Regions from separate parts of the Homo sapiens genome. Here regions 1, 2 and 3 are each linked to region 4. Evidence: chromatin contacts called from ENCODE Hi-C or POLR2A ChIA-PET data. All regions are on one chromosome and are shown on one strand. The core of a region is the stretch at or near the end of the contact, and the rest is flanking DNA. Distances in the headings are between cores, read along the strand shown. Region 1 has its middle 470 kb from the start of JARID2-DT. Region 2 has its middle 400 kb from the start of JARID2-DT. Region 3 has its middle 440 kb from the start of JARID2-DT. Region 4 has its middle 75 kb from the start of LINC01108.

Region 1 (3,427 bases), core at 301-2,800, 570 kb before region 4:
TTCCTCCAAGTTTCTCAATAACAGAAGTAGATAAATATATAGCACATGAAATCTTTGAGTACCTATGAGTCAAATTTAATCATGACAACAACACACTGACACTTGTCCCTGAATAAGATGTGTTTGATGATACGTTTTGTTGCTAGAAATTTGCTGCTGGAGGAGGTAGAAATAATGTAGGAGGCATAGGAATGTTTCTCTTCAAGATGAAGATTTACTTCTTAGGATTCTCAGTGGGGATTTTCTTTCCTGGCTTTTCTTTTTCATTCCTGAACATCAGCGGAAAGGTCCTTAATCCATGAATGCGGACGTCAGCTGGACAGGTCAGCCCTAGAGACAGGATGCTCCATTGGGCACGTAGGCAGCACTCTCTCTCCATCTCCCTTTTCTATCTGTTTTTGTATTATTCTCCTTTCTTCTCTTAGCTGGATGACTTTATCTGCCCCTCAGTCTATCTGATAGAAAACACACACCTTAGTGTCTACCTCTTGCTATTCCAAAGTCCTGGGGTCTGGAATTTGAGATTCTCACTGGTCTGGCACGCGTCTGGTGCTCACTCTGGTCCCAGTCAACATGGCTCGGAGTATGGGGCCGTGTTGAACAGGCATGGCTACCGGGAGCTCCCTGTGACCAAGGCAGGAGTGGAAGGGAGCTCTGGAAAGAAGACCTGTGCACGCACTGTCACCAGCGTCCACTATGACAGCAACCTTTATATGCGAAAAGGTTTTCTGGGCACTCGCCAGATCATTTTTGAGAAATACCCATTTCTCTTTCAGCCCAATACTCCAAAGAGGAGAAAGAAATGGACACAACTTGGAACATGTTATGATAGGAGTCCCTGTTCTGTTATAGCACACTTGTCTTGGTATCACAATATACCTACATATGTGTGTACCTGTACAGAATTGCATATTGTCAGAGACTGTAGTGCAAACATATATCCTCTTGGGAATCCAGCATATGAGCTTCCCAATACACACCCTACACAAAAATCTCCCAAGGAAAGCAAATAATTTCAAGTTTTAGGAAAGAGCAGCGATTTGTTATGATAATAGCGTTCAACAAGTATAGCATTCTAGATTCAAAGGAAATGCCTTGTGGAAAAAAAAAAAGTGCTAAAATGGCTTGATTGGGGTTTTAATGAGAGTTTGTTTCTCCTCTACTCCACCCTTCATTCTCTCCCACCCCCAGTTATTTTCTCCAGCAAGCCAGTCAAGAGCCCTGTGCTGGGAACACTGAGAGAATGTTAACAATTCAACTCTACCAATTAATTGCCGCAACTTTCTCCATCCTGCTCAGCAGGGTCTCTCTTGCAGGCTGCTGAAAACCTAACAATGCACTTTACCGTTGTGAATGCGTAATGATGTGTTCATCAGGGGGCTTAAAAACCCTTGGGGCTACAATATCCACTTCTCGGCACCCATTATAGAGGCTAGAGTATGTCTTACGTGACAGTAAAATGTGAAGCAGGAATGCCGTCTTTAAAGAGAAAAGGCAACACCCAGGAGATACAGGAATCGCACAGTCATGCTGACTTAAAATACACATGTAAACACTCACTGTGCCCCTGGTGTCCTGTCCATAAATAAAATGGCTTGCTCAAGAAACCAGGTTTGAAGTGGAGGTTTGCCGTCACTCCCCAGATCTGTATGGAAGTGTCAGAAGTGGAGTCAGCTAGTTAGTTCACCCCAATAGGTACTGAGAGCTATTAAGTCTGTACCACTGTGTCGGGAGAGACCAGGAGGAATCGAGCAGGTATGAGTCTTTCTTTTTTTCTTTTTTTTTTTTTTTTTTAGACGGAATTTTGCCCTTGTTGCCCAGGCTGGAGTGCAGTGGCACGATCTCGGCTCACCGCAACCTCCGCCTCCAGGTTCAAGTGATTCCCCTGCCTCAGCCTTCTGAGTAGCTGGGATTACAGGCATGCACCGCCATGCCCGGCTAATTTTGTATTTTTAGTAGAGATGGGGTTTCTCCATGTTGGTCAGGCTGGTCTCGAACTCCCGACCTCAGGTGATCCACCTGCCTCGGCCTCCCAAAGTGCTGGGATTACAGGCGTGAGCCGCTGCGCCTGGCCCAGGTACGGGTCTTTCATATGGAGCTTCTAGTCAGTTATTGGTGACAAAGTGCAGAGGTAAAGGGTGAACAGATTTAGGGGAAGACAGAAGCCTGAGGATAATTAAGTACCAAATTAGTATCACTAATAGTGAGTGCTGCTTTTAGTCGCAGTTCAGTATAAAGGAGGAAGGAAAGAGGAGAGAATTGGATTTTCTTGTCTGTTTTTGCCTAATTGGGTATGATGGATGTGTTTGCCCAGGAACACCACACAGAGATTTAGGGAAGAAAGTGATAAATTCTGTTGTGAAAACAGGGACATAGAAAGGGCCCTGAAGGAGTTGGTTTTTAAAATCCAGCTGAATGTCACTGTAAATTTTACAGTTTGATGTTGTGTTTCTAACAGTGGTTCTCAATCAGGAATGGTTTTGAATATTGCAGGTTAGGTGGGAATCACTGATTGAAGGAAGGGGAAAGGCAGGGAGAAAAGTTCCAATAGAAGGCACAGGACACAAAATAGTTACAAATGAATGGGGGAGTAATGTCTTCTGCAAGTGAAATGTTCTCCAGGTTTAGAGTGATCTCATTTTACAGGCAAATGCCTGGGAATTTGATAAGACTGTCAACAATCCACTTCCCCTACAACTAAACCTCATTTTGATAACTCGGACTGTGCAGTGGTTTGTACTCCCACCACCAGCTCTCTAAACCCAACGAAATGTATCTACAGGACAGGTAGTCTTTTTTTAGGTTGATCTTGGACTGGCACGGAGAAAGAAAGGTTTGGATCACTGCTGTGGTTTGAATGTCCCTGTCAAAACTCTTGTTGAAATTTAGTTGTCAATGTAACATTATTGGGAGGTGAGGTCTCTAAGAGGTGATTCGCTCATGAGGGCTCTGTCTTCATCAGTGGGTTGGTGCAGGTATCATAAGACTGGGTTAGTTATTGTGGGAGTGGCTCCCGAGAAAAGGATGAGCTTGGCCTGATTTCCTCTCTCCCATCTCATATGCTTGTTCATCATGTGATGCTTTTCACAATAGAATGATCCCTACCAGATGTCAGCACCATGCTCTTGGACTTACCAGTCTTAAGAACTCTGAGAAATAAATCTATTTTCTTTGTAAATTATGCAGTTTGTGGTATATTTTTATAGCAGCAGAAAATGGACTAAGACAATCACAAGTTTCAATTGTGATCCAAGGGTCAGGAAAGGGATTCTGGTAGGATAAACTGTCCTTGCTTCTTCACACTCACCCTATCTATTCAAAGACTCTGGCATCTATACAAAACAAACCAGAAAAAAACTTAATGAGAGCTGGAGATGGCAGAAAGAGAGTCACTTATAGCTAGTGTGATGACTGTCACAGGTTGTAT
Region 2 (3,340 bases), core at 3-2,502, 630 kb before region 4:
GATGGAGTTTTGCTTTTGTTACCCAGGCTGGAGTGCAGTAGTGCAATCTTGGCTTAGTGCAACCTCCACCTTCTGGGTTCAAGCGATTGTCCTGCCTCAGCCTCCCAAGTAGCTGGGATTACAGATGCCTGCCACCACACCCAGCTAATTTTTTGTATTTTTAGTAGAGACGGGGTTTCATCATGTTGGCCAGGCTGGTCTCGGACTCCTGACTTCAGGTGATCTGCCTGCCTCGGCCTCCCAAAGTGCTGGGATTACAGGCATGAGCCACCATGCCTGGCCTTTTTTGCATTTTTTGTCAAAGTCTCACTGTGTTGCCCAGGCTGGTCTTGAACTCCTGTGCTCAAGTGATCCTCCTGTCTCGGCCTCCCAACGTGTTGGGATTACAGGCAAGAGCCACCATGTCCATTGTTTCTCAACCCTTTAATCTTTTTTTTTTTTGGAATTCCATCCTTGGTTTTGTTTCCTACTCACTCTATTCTCTCTTCCTAAGTGATCTTATTCACTGGATGGTTTTAATTACTGGAAAATAAATTCTATGTGGGTTGAGATTTTATCTTCTTCACAGCTATATTTCCAGCACCCAGAAGAGTACCTAGTGTATCGTGGGTGCTCAGTAAAGAGTTTTTAAGAGGTTGAATGAATTGCCATTCATAGGCACAATCTAAATGTAACCCTAATAAAACCTAGTTGCCTTGAGTCCAGCTTAACACAGTGCAAATTAAAAGGAAACATAAATTTGACTACAGAATAAAGTATTTGTGAGTGCAGATGGGTAGAGCCTTTCTGGAAGGCAATCTGGCAATTCTTAGTTAAAATAAGTATGTGTACACTCTATGACTCAGTACTCACTTTCCTACTTATAAATCACAGAAAAAAAAATCTCCTATGGGTCTATAAAAGAACATGAATGAGGATGTTCATTCCAGTGTTATTTGTGGAAAAGAGAGTTGGAAGCAATTTGAACATCCTTCACTGAGGAATGTCAAATGAAATGTGGCAGATGTATAATAGGGACACCATGAAGCAATCGGAAGCAACTGGAATGAATAGCATGTAAACACAGCAGCACACATCAACCTCGAAAACATTGTTTCGTGGGATGAGGTAAGAAACATAATGCTCTCTTTTGCACAATGTCACTTACGTAAATTTAAAACATGCACAGCGGGTCGGGTGTGGGTGTGGTGGCTCACGCCTGTAATCCTAGCACTTTGGGAGGGCAAGGTGGGCGGATTGCTTGAGGTCAAGAGTTTGAGAACAGCTTGGCCAACATGGTGAAACCTCATCTCTACTAAAAATAGAAAAATTAGCTGGGTGTGATGACACATGCCTGTAATGCCAGCTACTCGGGAGGCTGAGGCAGGAGAATCACTTGGACCCAGGAGGCAGAGAGGTTGCAGTGAGCCTAGATTGCACCACTGCACTTCAGCCTGGGCAACAGAGCCAAACTCCATCTCAAGACCAGCCAGGCCAACATGATGAAACCCCATCTCTACTAGAAAAAAAAAAATACAAAAATTACCTAGACGTGGTGGCAGGTGCCTGTAGTCCCAGCTACTCGGGAGGCTGAGGCAGGAGAATTGCTTGAACTTGGGAAGCGGAGGTTGCAGTGAGCCAAGATCGCACCATTGCACTCCAGCCTGAGCAACAAAAGCAAAACTCCTCCTCAAGAAAACAAAAACAAAAAAACACAGAGCTGCAGAAAATATTCTAGCTCATGGTTTGAGTGCTATTTACATAGGTGTATACATACATGTAAATTCAACAAGCTGCATACTTAAGGTTATTTTGCTTTACTGTATCCATGTTATACCTGAATAAAAAATTAAAAAGTGCACATGAAATATTATATATAAGAAAAATTAACGAAATAGAAGGATACACATCAAACACATTAGAAAATGGCTTGTAGTGGGGAGGATGGAGATAAAAGGGAATGAATGAATAAATAAGTTAAAGAATTTCTTTTTAAAAATCAAAAATGGAGTTTTGCATGAACCAACATGAGAATGTGCCCTGGACTGAGAAGTCTGAGGTCTCTTCCATATATTTCATCTATTTGTCTATGAGTCTATCTATGGAATTATCTACACATTTTGTTGATGGTTCCCCAAACCATCCACAGCCCTACTCTCTTGTCTCAAGTCCAATTCTACATCTCCTGTTGCCTGTTAGGCACCCCGAACTGGAAGCTCTTGATTTGTGTCTTAAACACTAAAAACAGAACAAAACAAAACAAAACAAACAAAACCCCAAACCAAAAACACAACGTTAACTTCCTTGAGAGATGGTCTTTGCCAGCATATTGAAATCCTGCTTACTGCAGGAATCTAGGCATCTCTCCATATGCTCTAGGTTGGAGCAAAATTTTAGACCAGCAGCACCGGCATCACCTGAAAGCTTATCAGTAATGCAACATCTTAGGCCCCACCCCAGACTTACTGAATCACAACTCTTTTTTTTTTTTTTTTTTTTTTTTCTGAGACGGAGTCTCGGTCTGTCGCCCAGGCTGGAGTGCAGTGGCGCAATCTCTGCTCACTGCAAGCTCCGCCTCCCAGGTTCACACCATTCTCCTGCCTCAGCCTCCAAAGTAGCTGGGACTACAGGCGCCCGCCACCACGCCGGCTAATTTTTTTTTTTTTTGTATTTTTAGTAGAGACGGGGTTTCACCGTGTTAGCCAGGATGGTCTCGATTTCCTGACCTCGTGATCCTCCTGCCTCGGCCTCCCAAAGTGCTGGGATTACAGGCGTGAGCCACCGCGTCCGGCCCACAACTCTCTTTTTAACAAGATTATAGGTGATTTGTTGTACACGAAACCTTGAGAAGCACTGCCCTGTTTCTTGTTGTACTTTCTTAACTGAATGCAGACTACTGGGTAGAAAGAAGTGGAGACTCCTTCTGGCAATACCTAAGTGGGGTTAAAGACATGCTGTATTCAGGCTTTGTATGCCAGGATCTGTTAGATGAAGAGTGAGCATCCAGAGTTCTAGCCTCTTCTTGGGCGAGTGTCCTTGGAGAGGCCATTCCTCATTATGCATTTCAATAGCACTCTATATTAACAAAGCACTTCTCCATCAATTTATTAGTGATTCTCTCTCAAATTCTCTGCATCATCTTTCCAAGCAATAAATCGTGGTGTATTTTCTTTGTAACCCATAAGTGGTCGATAAGTAAACAAATGGGTTGAAAAGGTAACATAGCAGAAAAGTGTTTCAATTTTCCTTCATCCGTCCTCCATGCATCACTTAGGGAGAAACCAAGTGTTCAGAGACTCCATCTGTATTTAGAATATCATTCTAAACGGAGAGAAGGAGGGAATAACTTTATGTTACATTA
Region 3 (3,706 bases), core at 1,143-3,642, 590 kb before region 4:
TGTGTGTGTGTGTGATGTGTGTTTTCATGAGATTGTGGAAGACACCCCATGCAAATCCCAGACAGATCTGCCTGAGCTCGAGAACCCTAGGGCCTACCCCGGGGGGGCTCCATCTGTCCCGGCAAAAGCAACACCTGCCATGTAGTGCTCATCACTTCCCTTGCCCCATTACCCAGGTTAGCTTCCTATCATGTTAGTGGAACCCAGCCTCCCCCATTGCCCAAGCTCTCTTCTCTTATCCTCCGCTTCCAATACATTCCTGAATCTTGTGTAAAGAGAGCCTGCCTCCCAATTATCCCTGTATTTATGCATCCCTTCTGCCCATGTCTTACCTCTGACTCTGACATTTTTTTACTTGCCCATTTCTAAAGCCTCCAACTGTTTCTTTTCCCAGACCTGTCTCTTTTTCCATCAGAGTGTTCAAGGCTCTTCCTGATGAAAGCCTTGTGCTGACCCCTCATGGCCTTCAGGATAAAGTCTAAGCAACCCTGCACAGGAGATGAGGCTCTGCAGGATCCCACCTCCCTCTTCCCAATCCCCAACTTGTGTGGCAAAGCTCAGGTCTCCTTGATGTTGTCTGCACTGGTCCTTGTGTTCAGAATGTCCTTCCCAACTTTAAGAGGCTCTCATTTTGTCTTTAAGATCCAGCTCTGGGATCTCACCTTTCTCCAGGTAGATGATAATAAAAATATTTAACAACCTGTCTGATTGGGTTCTGAGCAGTTAGAACAGATGCCATGGATAACTACTGGTGTGGCCTTGCTTGAGCATGCCAGGAAACTGTCATCTGGGTCTACCCCACCAAGCAGGGTTGATCCTGCCCTGCTTTGCTGCACCACTGTATGTGTGGAGGCACACATTTTTCACCCTGTATTCATTCAACAGACATTTAATAATTGCCTACTCTGCTTAGACCCTGGCTAGATGACGGCAGTACAAGAATAAATGAGACAGTGTTTCTGCCCCTGAGGTGTCTGTGGTCTAGACATAGAGCTTTTGTTTTTCTCCTTATGTGATCATCTATAAAACTATGAGCTCCTTGGAGGGTGGGGACCAACTCTCTCACCTTGGCATCTTTGGTACCTGCCTGTACCTGGCATGTAGCATCCTCAGTCCGTATTTGTGGAATGAGGGGAGGATTATCTGGCTGGCATCCCCAGCGTCTGGGCCCACAGTTCAGGGTGTCAGTGTGTTAAAATGATTCCAGGGGTTGATTGGGCATGAGCTGAAGGGCTTCCAATGAGAGGTGTAGGTGACAATGTTTATTTATAAAGGCATAATTTAGAGAATTATGAGACTCATTTGCCTTCTCTGTTCCTCCAAATTCAACTCTCCTGCCCCCTTCTTCTTCTAGTTCTTTTTTGAATGGAATGTCAATGTCACCCACTCACTGGTTTTATATAGCTCTTATTGAAGTAAAATGCAACGGAAATTGTGCATATTAATTAAAAGCTCAGAATGTGCACAGTTTTGGAACTGCTAATTAAAACTCTTACCAATCAGGTTGCATTAGTGGTTTTAAACACTTTTCTTTTCCTGAACCTAGAACTTTGCTAACCAGAGAAGACGACTTTTAAAGAGGCAATTGTCAGGAATGATAGCACCTTTTTTTTAAATTTTAATGTTAAATTTTAATTTTAGAGTCTCACTCTGTCGCCCAGGCTGGAGTATAGTGGCTTGATCTTGGCTCACTGCAACCTCCGCCTCCTGGGTTCAAGCAGTTCCCCTGCCTCAGCCTCCCAAATAGCTGGGACTACAGGTGCACGCCACCATGCCTGGCTAATTTTTTGTATTTCAGTAGAGATGGGGTTTCACCATGTTGGCCAGGATGGTCTCAATCTCCTGACCTCATGATCCATCCACCTTGGCCTCCTAAAGTGCTGGGATTACAGGTGTGAGCCACCGCGCCCGGCCCAGAATCTTGTTTTAAAAACTGCTGTATGTACCTCCAGTGAAATCTGAGGTTTGGTGTCTCCCGGGCACTTTGAAGGTTATTGAGAGGGCACAAGTGATTTCTAAATCCCTTCCTTCTGCCCTCAAAGGATGGCTGCCACTGTGCAGGTAGCATAGCTGTTGGGAAAGGGCCTGAAAGCTCCTTCCTCCTCAGGCAGGTCAAGAGAAGCACGTGTCATCAGTTTCTGGGACTGTCTGGGCAACCATGGCCTCTGAAGTTTGAGCTCATGCTCTGCCCATGGCTGCAGCTGCCTGTGGTAAGCCGAATGAATTCCAGGAGGGAAGATGACAGAAGAGGCTCAAGGCTCCGGCTCTGTTCCCTGCTCTGCTTTCTTTCAGAGCCTGGAATTCTCCACCAAGCCCATCGCTGCTGCGTGGCTTTCTGGGCGCCGTGCCAAGGACTCACACTGGACTCTGTATTCAGCCCCAGATTGCATCCTGCCTCGGCGTTTGGGGTGGGGCGGCCCAGCAGGGCTCCCCTTGTGACTGGAGTCAGAGTTTGCCTGGGCTCCCCTGAGGCGGGCCTAGGCCGGGGTCGTGAGGCTGCTCCAACAAGCAGCCCCATTGTATCCCAGCCTGGGAGTGCACAGAGAGCGGCTCCTGTGATGGAGAAGCCCCTGTGCCTCTGCAGGGTTTGATTCCACCCAACCAGGCGAAGCCATGTGGTGAGCATGTGCTCGAGGCTGCCTGTGGTCGGGGACACGGGCTGGCCATGTGCTATGAGTTTGGGCTTCCTTTCTTTTTCAGAAGGTGTTTGATTCATGCAAAATGCTTAACGATGCCTGCTATGCACCTCATGGGGGATCAGATCCCCTTTGATGTGCGAGGTCTTTTTGGAGGTTCCAAAAAAACAGTTCAAAAGGTTTACTTTGGACACCACACCTCCAGCACATGTCGAAGTCAAAGCCAGGCTCCCCAGGCAGCACGCTGGAGAAAATATTTTGTGCCAGTTTCTTCCTCTTTCTCTGCTGTGTCTTGTGCTGAGCACAGATTTTTGACTTCACACTGTCCTGGTGGTGAAAAGAGGAGACTGAGCAAAGGAAAATAAACATCACTGAGCTTTTTGAGTGTCCAGGGAAGCAAAAGTGCACCGCGGTCTTTCAGTCCTGCTGAAACTGGGTGGTGAGAGCCGGGTGGATGAGCTGCCTGTGCTGACAGATCCTCCCTCATGCCTTAGGGCTTGGAGCGGTCCGAGGGAAGCACAGGCATTAACAGAGCCATCTGCCCGCCCCATGTGGGTCAAACCACAGTTTTGCCTGGGCTTGTGGTCAGGTGGCAGGCACAGTGCTGTTACCCTGTCTCCTCTCTTCCACGGTGCGTGTGACTTAGGGATGGCTCTGCAAAGATGGGGGTGCAGAGTGCAGAATGGGAGGCAGGACTGGAGACCCATGAAAGGGAAGGTTGGGACCCATGGAGAAATCATGTCTTATGCTGCATTGTTCTGAGAATTTCCTTGCTCTTCCCTGTGCCCCAGGCGTGGGGATGGAGAAGGTACCACCACCTCGTGAGCTCTGCTCACGAGCCGGGGGCTGTAGTGGTGGGATGGAGTGGGATTTCTCCCTGATTCTCTGGAGAAAGCAAAGCAGAAACATACCTTATCATGGATGTAGCCATGGCCTTGAAATCAGGGGCTCAGGGAAGGAATTTCTCCACTGTCTTGTCTAATTATCAGGAGTCCCTTGGAGGAAGTCATTTTTCTGTCTTATGGGGTATTTACCCACCAGCCAGGGTGGATGTTTCTGCAGTGACCAAA
Region 4 (3,528 bases), core at 235-2,734:
CATTTATCTTGAGGTAGGTGGAGAAGCAAAACATATAGACACCTCTCTAAAAAGAAAGACCCACTGCTGGCCTCTCCTGCATCCTTAGCCTCCTATCGTATCACCCCAAGGCGAGGCTGGTGTCGGTCCCTTAACAACACCCCAGAGAGGGTCTATACCTCACTTGAGAATGGGGGTGGGAGTTGTTTGACCCATATATTGTTCTGTGTTGGGGTCTCAGCAGAAATTCCAGCAGTCACGAACACAGAGTCCCTTTGAGTGTCCTGTTAGGGGCTGGAGTAGGCTGGGGGCATCTTTGGATATTACCTGGAGGGCAGCCCAGTGTGAAAGGCCTGACTACCAGGGAATGGAATCCGGGCTTCGTGGTGTAGACAATGGGCAGGCAAGGTGTGTTTCTCTTTCCTTTTCACATGTAGGTAAGTGCAGCCCCAGTTGCTGGACTTGCCTTCACATCCACGGACCTGCCCTTTCCCAGGGTCAGCTGGGTTCAAAGGGCTCTCAGAACGTTTTCTTTAAAGGAAAAATGGAGAGTGGCAAACGCGTGCCTAGGTGGGAGCAGGGAGTAGAGGGGGGCGGTTTAGATAGCAGTAAGGGGACATCAGACCAGCTACAAGCCAACAAGGAAAAAAGTGACGTAAGGAAAAAAATCCCAGGGAGCAGAGAGAAAAGTAGACTCCCCAATGCCTCGCAGTAAATGAGGACGCCTGGCGCCTGCGGCGAGGTCAACTGAGGTCAGACGAGCTTATCTCTCCTGTCCCGGGAATTAAGGGCATCCTGGGGACAGCTGCAGAGCAGGAGGCTCCCCGTGCCCTCCTCTTCCTAAGCAAGTCAGGATCCCAAGAGGCGCGTGCGGGGAGGCCCCTCCGAAGGGCTGCTGGCTTGTGTCTTCCACCAGCGCAAAGGGAAGCTATCGGTTGCTTCTGCAGTGAGGCAAGCTCAGCCGGACGCCCAGAAGAGAGACGAGGTGTCGCTGTCGGGGTGTCTGCCTGCCTCTTTAGGATCAATTATTAGCGTACAGATCCTAAAACAAAACAAAACAAAACACTCCTGAAAACATCGACTTGCCTCAGTGACAGGCCCCAAGTTCGGGACGCCAGGAGACGCCAGCGGGGCTGTGAAGTGCAAATCGCCCCGAGGCAACCCGAGAACGGGAGGACTGTCACCAGCCCGCCAGGAGAGTGCGATGCCCCGGTCCGTTCCGGAGCAGGGAAACTTTTGCGGGAGGCTGCGCTGGCACCGGCCGCCTGGCGCGGCTCGCGCGGACCCGGGCGACGGGACACGCAGCGCGGCACTGCCACCTTGTGGGCATCGGCGGCAGCGGCGCGGCGGGGCGAAGCCGGCGAGGCGAGCGACCCGCGGCTCGGAGCCCGACGCCGGCCAGCGAACGCCCGCAGGAACGCGCCGGCCGAGCGGGAGCCCGCGGGGGCGGGGCGCGCGGCTCCGGTCACGTGGGTTAGCAACAGGCAGCAGCCAATGAGAACGCGAGTCAGGTGGTGCGTGCGCCCGCCGCGCGCGGGAGGTAAGGGGCCCGGGAGGAGGCGTGGGCGCGCCACGGGCCCGGTGGGACCGCGGGTGGGGAAGTCCAGAAAGCTTGCTCTTCCCTGTCAGGAGCCGCCTGCCGCAGGCGGGATGAACGAGAGCTGTAAAATGGGACTGTCCCATTCCCACGCTCCACGGCTGCGACCCCTGTACGGGGCAGTGGGCGGCGGCGCGGGTAGGAAGCAGGCGGGGAGCGACGCGGAGAGCCCGATTTGTCCCTCCTCCAGCCACTTGTTGCTTATCCATGGGCCTGGGACTGCCATTTGGATCCACACAGGGGAATTAAAACAAAAAGAATAATGAGGCTCCTGGCCGTGGCGGGGTGCGCATTGGCCCTCTTGCCCTGCGTGTAGCAGGTGGAGGAGACAGGCTCCATCCTTAGAGCTTCCCAGAGCCCAGGGTTGGCCTGAAGACACCAAAGCAGAGGACAGCCAGGAATTGGGTCAGAAAGAAAAAGCTTCGTTGGTTTTAATTATTTTAAATAGAAAAGCCACATCCAAAAGTACCAATAATGATTTTTACAGTAAACCCACTATGTTGACATAAACCAGCCCACCCCTGAACGCACAGAAGACCGTAGCACAAACCGTGAGAGGCGTATTGAAGGACTGGGGCAAAATCAGGACCGACAGGCAAGCGTGGTTTCCATCAGGGTCTTACTCCTCTGGCTTCCTAGTTTAGGCAGATTTCACCCTGTTAATAGGGTCCGTGGATCGGTCTCTCTTTCTCTCCTCTCTCTCTAGCTCTCTATCTCTCTCCCTTTCCACCTCGTGTTTCATTCCTTTGAAACAAATCCAGGGAGCAGATGGCCTCAGAAGGGTATCTAATCCATGCCTGGCCTCGAGGCACGTACTATAAGCTGTGATACCGTGCTAAGGTGTTATTATAGAGACAAAAATATCTCAGACTGCAGGATCTAGCCATCCTATTCTTAAAGTTCCCTAGGGAAAGATGTTGTACAATATTCTTTGATAACCTACTACAAATGCTAACCACTTTAAGTACAATATAAGAACCTTCTGATCCTAGGTTTTATTTGTTTCTATTTAAACTCATTCAGGGTCAGGCTACCCAGAGGGCAGTTGAACACCTGTCCGGTGGCTTATGGGAATGCCTTGCACGATGTGCACTTCCCTCCACCAGGATCAGTGTGTCTGCTGACACTGGGGACCATGCCTGAGACATAGGTACAATTGGGCTGTGCCAGGGCAGCTCAGAGAAAGTGATCCACTCTGATTCAGACCCTGCCAGCTGAGTTACTTACTTCCCTTACTTCCTTTTTTTTGAGATGGAGTTTCGCTCTTTTTGCTCAGGTTGGAGTGCAATGGTGCAATCTTGGCCTACTGCAACCTCCGCCTCCCAGGTTCAAGTGCTTCTCCTGCCTCAGCCTCCCGAGTAGCTGGGATTACAGGTGCCCACCAGCATGCCTGGCTAATTTTGTATTTTCAGTAGAGACGAAGTTTCACCATGTTGGCCAAGCTGGTCTTGAACTCGGATCTCCAGTAATCTACCCGCCTCCGTCTCCCAAAGTGCTGGGATTACAGGCATGAGCCACCGCACCCGGCCACTTGCTTCTTTTAGAGAGCAGGCTTTGTGCACCTACCAGTGTTGAAATACACTACCTTAATGGTTATGCTTCTCCAAATTTGATATAGTATTTGATTTTTAAATGTACCATACTCTTGAGTTCCTGACCAGTACACTGTTTGAAGGATGTCACAAGGACGTGCATTTGAAAGTCTGAATCCACAAATATGTATTGTGCTCTAATTGCCAGGCCTGGGCTTAGATACTGGGGATACAGCATTGCAGCAGGGAATTTGCAGAATGAAATGGAACCGTGAAGAAAGGAAATGAAAATAAATCACCCTGTTTCCATAGTCACCTCCCCCACACTAGTGGACTATTCTCTCTTAATCGGCTCCCTCAAACTCCTGCCTCTAGGACCTTCATTCTCTCTGACTTCTTTGATCATGGAGCAGTAAGATC

Evidence for each region. Hi-C counts contacts between places; a loop is a spot of excess contacts on that map. ChIA-PET counts read pairs that join two places held with the same protein, here RNA polymerase II (POLR2A). Pooled maps may share reads with other maps.
Region 1: a loop to region 4 is called in a map of PC-9, with 23 times the contacts of the local background. The contact joins two enhancer-like sites. A Hi-C loop is called at or near these places in 2 of 168 maps with a recorded cell type or tissue (PC-9 and naive thymus-derived CD4-positive, alpha-beta T cell), 1 of 37 single-sample maps with no recorded cell type and 6 of 50 pooled maps.
Region 2: a loop to region 4 is called in a map of IMR-90, with 7 times the contacts of the local background. The contact joins two enhancer-like sites. A Hi-C loop is called at or near these places in 2 of 168 maps with a recorded cell type or tissue (CD8-positive, alpha-beta T cell and IMR-90) and 11 of 50 pooled maps. POLR2A ChIA-PET finds 5 or more read pairs at or near these places in 2 of 52 experiments (AG04450 and BJ).
Region 3: a loop to region 4 is called in a map of dorsolateral prefrontal cortex, with 3 times the contacts of the local background. The contact joins two enhancer-like sites. A Hi-C loop is called at or near these places in 8 of 168 maps with a recorded cell type or tissue (CD4-positive, alpha-beta T cell, IMR-90, Right ventricle myocardium inferior and 5 more), 2 of 37 single-sample maps with no recorded cell type and 15 of 50 pooled maps. POLR2A ChIA-PET finds 5 or more read pairs at or near these places in 1 of 52 experiments (activated CD4-positive, alpha-beta T cell).

The regions. Positions count from the first base shown.
Region 1 is chr6:14,775,759-14,779,185 of GRCh38, reverse strand. No RefSeq gene overlaps it. Among named protein-coding and RNA genes, the nearest start is that of JARID2-DT, 470 kb to the left of the region's middle. Within about 2 kb of position 1,550, at least 2 of the 41 ENCODE cell types and tissues checked have a DNase peak (open chromatin) inside an H3K27ac peak, as active enhancers do; they include PC-9, where a contact is called at or near this core.
Region 2 is chr6:14,839,848-14,843,187 of GRCh38, reverse strand. No RefSeq gene overlaps it. Among named protein-coding and RNA genes, the nearest start is that of JARID2-DT, 400 kb to the left of the region's middle. Within about 2 kb of position 1,252, at least 2 of the 41 ENCODE cell types and tissues checked have a DNase peak (open chromatin) inside an H3K27ac peak, as active enhancers do.
Region 3 is chr6:14,803,542-14,807,247 of GRCh38, reverse strand. No RefSeq gene overlaps it. Among named protein-coding and RNA genes, the nearest start is that of JARID2-DT, 440 kb to the left of the region's middle. RefSeq lists a silencer at 2,216-2,510 and an enhancer at 2,029-2,864. Within about 2 kb of position 2,392, at least 10 of the 41 ENCODE cell types and tissues checked have a DNase peak (open chromatin) inside an H3K27ac peak, as active enhancers do; they include dorsolateral prefrontal cortex, where a contact is called at or near this core.
Region 4 is chr6:14,209,072-14,212,599 of GRCh38, reverse strand. No RefSeq gene overlaps it. Among named protein-coding and RNA genes, the nearest start is that of LINC01108, 75 kb to the left of the region's middle. RefSeq lists an enhancer at 876-935 and silencers at 1,186-1,625, 2,716-2,765. Within about 2 kb of position 1,484, at least 30 of the 41 ENCODE cell types and tissues checked have a DNase peak (open chromatin) inside an H3K27ac peak, as active enhancers do; they include PC-9 and dorsolateral prefrontal cortex, where a contact is called at or near this core.